Regions from separate parts of the Homo sapiens genome. Here region 1 is linked to region 2. The links are chromatin loops, found by intact Hi-C in ENCODE. Cell type or tissue: Caco-2. All regions are shown on one strand. Each heading gives the region's core, and the rest is flanking DNA. Links, peaks and the distances in the headings are about the cores only.

What was found. Peaks named below come from ENCODE experiments on the same cell type or tissue, not always from the same donor. Only the 100,000 strongest peaks of a DNase experiment are listed, where the experiment ranks them.
Region 1: a loop joins it to region 2, with 2.6 times the contacts of the local background. A loop is called at or near these places in 2 of 110 quality-filtered maps.

What each region holds. Positions count from the first base shown.
Region 1 is chr10:26,465,815-26,471,199 of GRCh38, forward strand. The region is part of intron 2 of APBB1IP (amyloid beta precursor protein binding family B member 1 interacting protein); the gene reads left to right. Among named protein-coding and RNA genes, the nearest start is that of APBB1IP, 30 kb to the left of the region's middle. In Caco-2, for the core only: no CTCF peak of the experiment used is centred there; a DNase peak (open chromatin) is centred at 3,047.
Region 2 is chr10:26,346,225-26,351,609 of GRCh38, forward strand. No RefSeq gene overlaps it. Among named protein-coding and RNA genes, the nearest start is that of APBB1IP, 89 kb to the right of the region's middle. In Caco-2, for the core only: no CTCF peak of the experiment used is centred there; a DNase peak (open chromatin) is centred at 2,827.

The DNA.
Region 1 (5,385 bases), core at 244-5,243, 120 kb after region 2:
AAGGATGAGAGGCATAACCTCTAAAGCATAATATATTGCCAGATGCAGGTGCCCTGGAAATGGTAGGTATTAGGATAATTTGTTACACTTATCAATTTCTGCTCAACGAACCACCCCAAACTTAGAGGTGTAAAGCAGACCATTTTATTATGGCTGCAGGTTCTGTGGGTCAGGAATTCCGACAGTCCACAGCAGGGCTAGCTTGTATCAGCTCCATGATGTCTGTGACCTCAGCTGGGAAGACTTGAGCAGTTGGGGGTGACCCAAAAAGCAGGAAACTGGGCTCATCTGGAGGGTTTTTCACTCTCTTTCCTGGTCCCTGGGCTGAGCTAGGACTGGCAGTGATGAGATCCCCTTCTACAGCCCCTCCGGGTGTCCTGGGCTTCTACTATCGAGGCAGCTGGGCTTCCAGAAGGAATGTCTGGAGAATGAATATTCTGAGAGGCCCAGATAGGTGGCTTTTGATGGGGGGACTTCCAGAGTCACATGGTGGCATCCACCACAGCCATCACAAGGCTGGTCAAGTTCAAGGCGATGGGACACAGACCCCACTTCTTAATGGGAGAAGTGTCAAAGAATAGGAGGCCCATCACCATCATTATCATTACACTGTGAGTATGTTTCTTGAATATGAGTAAAGAAAGAAAGTTTTTCATCATCCAACAGGAATTAAGTGAATATTTGCTTCAAGAAGTTATCCAGTTGGCTGGATACAGTGGCTCACACCTATAATCCCAGCACTTTGGGTGGCCGAGGTGGGAAGATCACTTGAGGCCAGGAGGTCAAGACCAGCCTGCGCAACATAGCAAGAACTCGGCCCCACAAAAAATTTAAAGATTAGCCAGGCATGGTGGTACATACCTGTAGTCCCAGCTACTCAGGAGGCTGAAATGGGAGGATTGCTTGAGGCCAGTGGGTGGAGCCCAGCTTGGGCAACGTAGTGAGACCTCGTCCCTACAAAAAATTTAAAAATTAGCCAGGCATGGTGGCGCATACCTGTAGCCCCAGCTACTCAGGATACTGAAGTGGGAAGATTGCTTGAGCCCAGGAGTTTGAAGCTGCATTGAGTTATGATCACACCACTGCATTCCAGCCTGGATGACAGAGCAAGACCCTATGGAAAAAAAAAAAATTATGTAGTTGTCCAGGGCAGGAACATTAATAGTGAGAATGAGTTTGATTCCCTAATACATAGCTTAACACCAGATTTTTTTTCATTCTGTACCTCTAAATAATAAAAAGATGTGATCATTTGTAATGTTTTTTTTTAATATAGAGATGGGGTTTCACCATGTTGGCCAGGCTGGTCTCGAACTCCTGGCCTCAAGCGATCCACCTGCCTTGGCCTCCCAAAGTACTGAGATTACAGGCGTGAGCCACCGTGCCCAGCCTTCTAATGCATTTTTAACTTTGAGAATAGAAGTATGAGGGATGCTGTTTTTTCCTCATGCTTGACATGAAGCAAAAGCAAGTTTTGCCTTCACTAATGTATTTAGTTCTCATAATCCCTTTACATACTTACTTGCCTTTGCCTTTAAATTAAAAAAAAAAAGTTGTTACCTACCTGTAGAGCAGTGGTTCTCAAACTTTAATATGCAATAGAATCATATGGAAAGCTTGCTAAACACAGATTATCGGGCCCCACCCCAAGAGTTCTGATTCCATAATTGTGTTCAAGACCAGCCTGGGCAACATAGTGAGACTTTGTCTTTACAAAAGATTTTTAAAATTATCCCAACATGATGGTGCACACCTATAGTCCCAGTTACTATAGAGGTGGCTGAGGTGAGTGGATCACTTAAGCCCAGGAGCTCAAGACTGCTGTGAGCTACGATCATGCCACTGCACTCCAGCCTGGACAACACAGCAAGACTCTGTCTCTAGCAATAATACTTTTGAGGTGGGGCCAAGAATTTTTATTTCAGTAAGAAGTGTCTGGGTGATGCTGGTCTGAAGACTCACACTTTGAGAACCACTGTTTCTGAGAAAATGTAGAACCAAACCCAAAGCTTAGCTTTGATCTCACCAAATTACTCAACTATGCAAACCTGCAAGAGCTTTTAAGTGTCTCGTAATCGCTTATGAGATTTATGTACTAACTATAAGAAGAACAGCAACAATGATAGAAACTACAACCGCTATCACCACTTACTGAGTGTTTAACACACATCAGACATTTGGCAAGCACTTTGCACCCATTATTTTATGGAATCCTTACAAAGCCCACTGAAATATTCCAATTTTACAGATGAAGAAACTAAGGCCGTATTATGGCTAAGTTTCCCAACATCCACAGTAAATGAAAAGCTGGACCCATGTCTTTCAGAATCCAAAATCCTTGCTCATGCTCTTAATAGCTAACTTCTCCCCATCCTCTCAGGTGGCCAAGAGCAACTCCTCATCCCAAGAGAAATAATAGTCTCTCTTCTTTGGCTCCTTATTATTTTATTTATTCCTTTTATAAAATTATTGTTACATAGTATAGTGCTAAGTTATTTTTATGTCTGTCACCCTCTTCAGACTTTAAACTTTATTGATTCATTTAACAAATATTCAAGGTATGAATTCTAGCAATGACCTAACAGAGAGTTTGCATTCCATAAATGCTTCTTGAGCTAATGAGTGAATGAAATCAGAAGGGAAAAATCAGGGCAGAAAACCTTGACCCGTCACTGTGTAGATGAATGAGTTTCTGTGAAAATGAACAAGTGATTGTTATGTGTATATGTTCGTGGGTTCCCTGTTTCTCTAGGTCACACCAGACTAAGTTACAATTGGGAAACATTATTATTAGGTTGGTGCAAAAGTAATTGCGGTTTTCACAATTAAGAGTAATGGCCAAAACCACAATTAGTTTTGCACCAACCTAATATAACAGTAACTAAGTAATAGCCACTGGTCCAGCCATCCTTGGTGGAGTCTCTGCAAGCCCAGCTCATCGGCTCTTTCTGGCTTGTTCCTGCTCCTGTTCACAGAGTCCTGGATGTGTCTCACAGGAACCCTCCGATGTCACTGCCCTGTGCAAAGGATTTCATCATTCCTGTTGCACCTTCTGTGGCTCCCAGTGGCAGGACAGTCGTGTCCCCACAGGCTTATGCACTGCTCCTGGGGTTACCTGGATTTGACCCCTCCTGAGGTGGCGGTGTCTGCCTTCCTCTGATCTCTGTGCAACTGCTGCGGGCTGAGATGTTACTCTAGGCACTTCTAACATAAACCACAAGACAGAGACCTGTGCTTTTGACTTCCGTTAGGGTCTCAAAAGATAGTCCTTTTCTTCTTCTTTTTTTTTTTTCACTTTAACACTTTTTAAATTTTTAACTTTTTGACTCTTGAAATAAGACTTAGCTGAAAAACACATACATTGTATAGCTGTACAAAAATATTTTTATATCCTTATTCTATTTATCTATTTATATAAGTGTTTTCTTTCCTTCTTTTCTTTTCTTTTTTTTTTTTTTTTTTTGAGACAGAGTCTTGCTCTGTTGCTCAGGCTGGAGTGCAGTGGAGCGATCTCAGCTCACTGCAACCTCTGCCTCCCAGCTCAAGCCATTCTCCCAACCTCAACCTCCTGAATAGTTGAGATGACAGGCGTGCACCACCACACTCGGCTATTTTTAGTAGAGACTGGGTTTCACCATGCTGGCCAGGCTGGTCTCAAACTCCCAACCTCATGTGATCCATCTGCCTGGCCTCCCAAAGTGCTGGGATTACAGGCGTGAACCACCGCACCTGGCCAATATAAGCATTTTCTATTTTTTAATTCTTTTTTTAACTTCTTATTTTTATTTTTCAACTTTTATTTTAGATTCATTGGATACGTGTACAAGTTTGTCACTGGGTATATTGTGTGATGCCAAGGTTTGTGGTACAGATGATCCCATCACCCGGGTACTGAGCATAGTCCTGAACATTAAACCCAACAGTCAGGTTTTCAAACTTGCCTCTCCTCCCTCCTTCCCCACTCTAGTGGTCCCCAAAGTCTATTGTTCCCATCTCTATATCCATGAGTACGTGATGTTCAGCTCGTACTTATAAGTGAGAACATGCAGTATTTGATTTTCTGTTCCTGTATTAATCCACTTAGGACTTTTCTTTTTTTAAATCCTTTTCCCTTTTATTTCAACTCATGATCTCCCCTTCCTCACTAACTACAACCAACAACAACCCCAACCAACTACAACACAGGGGCCAGGTTGTTCCTCTGGTGGGGAAAGGATGGGGCAAGTGGCGGGGACCCTGGTCAGGAGACAGTTGGATCTAATAGTCCCTGACTCACAATGTTCCACTTAATGATTTTCCACTATATGGTGGTGCAAAAGCAACACACATTTAGTAGAAACTGTATTTCAAGGACCCATACAACCATTCTGCTTTACACTTTCAATAAAGTATCCAGTGAATTACATAAGATGTTCAACTCTTCATTATAAAAGAGGCTCGGACTGGGCACAGTGTTTCATGCCTGTAATCCCAGCACTTTGGGAGGCCAAGGCAGGTGGATCACCTGAGGACAGGAGTTTGAGACCACCCTGACCAATATGGTGAAACCCCATCTCTACTAAAAATACAAAAAAATTAGCCGGATGTGGAGGCAGGCGCCTGTAATCCCAGCTACTAGGGAGGCTGAGGCAGGAGAATTGCTTGAACCCAGGAAGAAGAGGTTGCAGTGAGCCAAGATCGTGCCACTGTACTCCAGCCTAGGCGACAGAGCGAGACTCCATCTCAAAATAAGTAAATAAATAAATATGTTCGTTAGATGATTTTGCCCAACTATAGGCTAGTGTAAGTTCTGAATACATTTAAGTTAGGCTATACTAAGCTACAGTGTGCAGTAGGTTAGGTGTATTAAATTCATTTTCGACTTAGGGATATTTTCAATTTACGATGGGTTTTTCCAGACTTAGTCCCATTGTAAGTTGAGGAGCATCCATAATATGCCACGCAATAGTCAACGTCCTGCTTCTATCCAAACCCACGGTCAGAGTCACCAACCTCAGCCTGTGTCCTTGCCCATCATCTCTCACCAACCTCAGCCTGTGTAATTGCCCATAATCTCTCACCAACCTCAGCCTGCGTCCTTGCCCATCATCTGTCCAGGCATCTGGGGTAGCTCCATGATTACTGCAGTTCCAATGGCTTCATGATAGTAAGAGCAACACTTACTGAACTTTCAGTTCTAAGCCAGAGCCTCCTGTAAGCACTTCACATGCATTAACTTATCGAATTCTCACCTTGACCTCATGAAATAGCTTATCATCACACCTTTTCTAAAGATTAAAAAAAAACTAAAGCACTGAGAGGTTAAATAACTTGCCCAAGATTACACAGCCAATAAGTGTCAGGGCTGGGTTTTGAACTCTGTCCTTGCCTCTGGACAAGGGTTTT
Region 2 (5,385 bases), core at 308-5,307:
TAACCCAGTACTTTGGGAGGCTGAGGCGGGTGGATGACTTGGCGTCAGGAGTTTGAGACCAGCCTGGCCAACATTGTGAAACCTCGTCTCTACTAAAAATACAAAAATTAGCCGAGAGTAATGGTGGGCACCCGTAATCCCAGCTACTCAGGAGGCTGAGGCAGGAGAATTGCTTGAACCCAGGAAGCAGAGGTTGCAGTGAGCCGAGATTGTGCCACTGCAATCTGAGGGACAGAATGAGACTCCATCCAAAAAAAGAAGAAGAAGAAGAATGAATGCACATATTGATTCAGGAAGAATTGGTATGTCCAATAAGTCTTCCTATCCCTGAGTAGAGAATACCTCACTATTTGTCTTCTTTTAAATCCCTCTGTAGGGATATTTGCAAACATCTTTGTGGTGAGAAGACTTGATCTGTTCATTTTATTTCCTCACTAATTACTGCTGATATAAGAAAAGATTAACTTTTGTAAATTAATGTCAAATAGTAGTAGTAATAGTGGTATCTTAGCCTTATTTGTGACTTTAATATGACTGCTTCCAGTATTTTGCCATAAGTATAATCCTACACTTCGGTTGGAAAGATGTACTTTTATCATGTTAAAGGAGTATTCACCTATTCGTATTTTACTATGATTTCTTTAAAGTCAGGAATAAACATTGACTTTTATCAAATGCCTCTTCTATACCTGTCAATGTGATTATATATTTTTATCTTTTGACCTATATATACGGTGAGTTACATTAATAAATATCCTAATATTAAACCTTTCTTAAAGTCTCAGAATAAACCCTTTTGGCTTTGTGTACTCTTTTAGTTTATTGTTGGATTCTATTTGCCTTGTCATTTAGGATTTTTGCATAGATATTCACATGTGAGAGAAGTCTATAATTTTCTTTTCGTGCTATTTTTATCAAAATGTATATGCTGGTTTTATAAAAGTCTTTTCATGCTCTGTGCTCTGGTGCAGTTATAAAAGCATCATAATTATCTTAATTTCTTGAACATTTGAAAGAATTCACTCAGGAAAACATCAGAGCTCAGCACTTCTTAAAGGCATAGCTTTCAGAAAACCTGAAGGGATCAAATACATAAATAAAGAAAGCTGATACCATGTTGACACATATCTGTGTTGGCTCAGATCTCCACAGTTTGGGAAGAGATTGACCTAGGTAAGTGAAAAAGGTTATTCATAGAAAGGACACAGAGTAAAGTCATGACATATGGCAGAGATCGGCAATATCATCCAGGACAGCTGGAGGTGCAAGCTTCTCTTCTGGACTCCAAAAATCCTGACCAGCGGATGTACAACTGCAGATGGCCCTAGAAGCCTAACTCCCTCCTCCCAGGCAGTCCTCATGTGGAGTGTGTTAGAGATCACCTCACCTGTGCTGGGGCACCTCATTCATCATAGTTATACAGGCAACAATACAACCTCAAGGACCAACGCACTATCTTCCTCCTCCCCAGGCTCTCCCAGCGTGCTTCAAGTTCACTTCTCACTCTGTGCTGAGAACCAGAATAAAGATTAGTTTTCTAGAAGCCTCTGGGTCTCAAGCCAGCAACCTGTAGAACAGTCTGGGGTGTGTGTACATCTACCTGTCAAAGATAAAGAGAGTCGTTTCCAAGAAAATACACTATATTGGAAAATACACTATATGAACAAAGTAATCATTGCATACTTGCCAGATCATGATCTTCTTGAAGCTGGTTCCAGGTCTCATATAATTGCAAAAGCTCCATAGCGGACCTGATAACCTAAAAATAATTGTCTAATATCCTTTAGACTTTTGTCCACTTTTCCAAATCTCACATAAAATCCTCAACAATGATGCACTTTAGCAGTAATAACAACATTCTCAGATGACATCTATACCCACACTTGCCCTGTGCTCTACGATCTAATAAAGTTTTCTTCTTCCTGAACTTGAAGGAGACTAGAAGTTGATGTGTGGTAGGAAATATACTTCATGGTAAAGGATATAGGATGAATTAAGGAAGGGAGACAAGAAAACAGAAAGCAAGTCTAATGAAAAGTTAATGGATTTGCAAGGTTTGGTTTGGAGAATGACAGGATGTAAGTCTGAGTAATAAATTAGGGCCAGAAGGTGCAGAGCTTTGAAACCAGGCTTGCTTTATTTCATGCTTTCTTTTCATCAGGGAGTGACATGAATGGATTTACATTTTGAAAAGCCTCTTCTGGCATGTTGTGGGAAGTCAGGGACCCTGAATGGAGGGACCGGCTGGAGCTGCGGCAGAGGAACATAAATTGTGAAGATTGCATTTTAATATGGACATTTATCAGTTCCCAAATAATACTTTTATAATTTCTTAAGCCTGTCTTTACTTTAATTTCTTAATCTTGTTATCTTCGTAAGCTGAGGATGTACGTCACCTCAGGACCACTGCGATAATTGTGTTAACTGTACAAATTGATTGTAAAACATGTGTGTTTGAACACTATGAAATCAGTGCACCTTGAAAAAGAACAGAATAATAGCGATTTTTAGGAAACAAGGGAAGACAACCATAAGGTCTGACTGCCTGCAGGGTCGGGCAAAAAGAGCCATATTTTTATTCTTGAAGAGAGCCTATAAATGGACATGCAAGTAGGAGAGATATCACTAAATTCTTTTCCTAGCAAGGAATATTAATACCCTGGGAAAGGAATGCATTCTTGGCAGGAGGTCTATAAATGGCCGCTCTGGGAATGTCTGTCTTATGCGGTTGAGATAAGGACTGAGATACGCCCTGGTCTCCTGCAGTACCCTCAGGCTTACTAGGGTGGGGAAAACTCTGCCCTGGAAAATTTGTGGTCAGACCGGTTCTCTGCTCTTGAACTCTGTTTTCTGTTGTTTAAGATGTTTGTCAAGACAATATGTACACCGCTGAACATAGACCCTTATCAGTTCTGCTTTTGCCCTTTGCCTTGTGATCTTTGTTGTACCGTTATCAGTAGCTCTGCTTTTGCCCTTTGTCCTGTTCCCTCAGAAGCATGTGATCTTTGTTCTGTTTTTCGCCCTTTGAAGCAAGTGATCTTTGTACCTACTCTCTCTTCTTACACCCCTTCCCCTTTTGAAACTCTTAATAAAAAACTTGCTGGTTTGAGGCTCAGGTGGGCATCATGGTCCTACCGATATGTGATGTCACCCCTGGCGGCCCAGCTGTAAAATTCCTCTGTTTGTACTCTTTCTCTTTATTTCTCAGCTGGCTGACACTTATGGAAAATACAAAGAACCTACGTCGAAATATTGGGGGCAGGTTCCCCCAATACTGGCATCTATAGGAAATGTATATGAGGGATGGAAGAGACGAGAGGTGGGGAGACCAGAAATAACAAACAGTTCAGGAGAGGGATGGAAAAGGCTGCGGTGAGAACAGCGGGCAGGAGGGATAGAGGAAGGAGAGGAAGCCCGGACTTAAAATGTACTAGGAGGAAAAATCAATAGAACCTAGAGACCAGTTAGATGTAGGGGGCTGAAGAGACACGGGAGCCAAGGGTACATCCCAGTTTTATGAGACTCATTGAAGTAAGAACAGGATGAGGAACTAGGCGGCTTGGGGTTCCATTGTGGTGACTTTAAGGTGACTGTGGACACCATGTGGAAATGTTTACCTAGGAGTTCTGCTTAGAAATTTGGATTATTTCGTTGCTGAACAAAAAGGAACAGAAAAATCTCAAGGAAAGGGGAGGTTCTTTTGAAGGACATTGGAAGCTGAGGCACACCAGAAGTAAAAGCTAGCGGGAATTTACTCTCTCTTTTACCCACCTCTCAACCCTCATGGGCTTTGAGAGCCACAGGCATCCACTCTCTATTCACTGCAACAGATTTGCCACTCTGCACCCAGAGAGAACTTTCAAGAACAAATCTATTCAGGCCACTTCAGATTCATATCTTCCAGGACGCTGAGGATAAAATTCAAAATCCTAAATTTAGCTTTTGTCCACTTTTATAGTCAAGTCTAGTGTATCTCTCTGCCTCATCTCTCATAACCCTGTCCCTTGCAACTGATGAATGGTGGAAGATTGAAGGCAGAGTGAAGGAATGAAATGGCTCGAGAGATGATCTCTCATCTTTTTCTTTCTGTGTATCAGACTCACTTCCGTGAGCCTCTGAGTTCCTGCTCTTCTTTAACTTTCTTGCGTATGGCTCTGTCTTATCATGGAACTCACCTTTATTCCTGACATCATGTCTCAGTAGTATATACGCACACATACACATACATATATAGTATTTTTGTTTTGTTTTGTTTTGTTTTGTTTTTGAGATGGAGTCTTGCTCTGTTACCCAGGCTGGAGTGCAGTGGCCCGATCTTGACTCATTGCAAGCTCCACCTCCCGGGTTCATGCCATTCTCCCGCCTCAGCCTCCCGAGTAGCTGGGACTATGGGCACCTGCCACCACGCCTGGATAATTTTTTGTATTTTTAGTAGAGATGGGGTTTCACCATGTTAGCCAGATGGTCTTGATCTCCTTACCTTGTGATCCACCCACCTTGGCCTCCCAAAGTGCTGAGATTACAGGCATGAGCCACTGCACCCGGCCAGTTTGTTTATTTTTTGAGAGGGAGTCTTGCTGTGTCACCCAGGCTGGAGTGCAGTGGTGCGAACTTGGCTCACTGCAATCTCCACCTCCTGGGTTCAAGTGATTCTCCTGCCTCAGCCTCCCAAGTAGCTGGGATTATAGGTGTGTGCCACCACACTTGGCTAATTTTTGTATTTTTAGTAGAGATGAGGTTTCACCATGTTGGCCATGCTGGTCTTGAACTCCTGACCTCGTGATCCACCTGCCTTTGCCTCCCAAAGTGCTGGGATTACAGGGATGAGCCACTGCGCCCAGCCTCAGTGATACTTTTTAACAGCATAAAGTAAACCTCCCTTAGTCTTTATGCTGCAGTTCCAGATTCCCATCAGAGAGACTCTGGTTGACTCATTTTGAGGGTCAGGTGACCACCTTCATTCCAATCAGCTTGGACAAGGGTCAATGTCACATAGAAAGGAGGAGAGCCTCCTCAGGGGGAGGGGGACAAGCAGGCTCTCAGAGATGCAGGTGTAGACATCAAATCAGTGATTAGCTCTTCTATCCCAAATTCTCTCCTTTTTGTTATGTGACCATATTTCTAATTTTTCAATTCGTATTTAAATTTTGTTCTAATATCACAAAGAATCAGTGCAGTCCACCCTCTATATCTGCAGGGAATTGGTTCCAGGACCTCTCAGATACCAAAATCCGAAGATGTTGAAGTCCCTTATGTAAAATGGCATAGTATTTGCATATAACCCCTACTCACGTCTATATATATATATATATATATTTTTTTTTTTTGTAGGGACAGGGTTCTTGCTATGTGTGTCAGGTTGGTCTCAAACTCCCGGCAATCCTC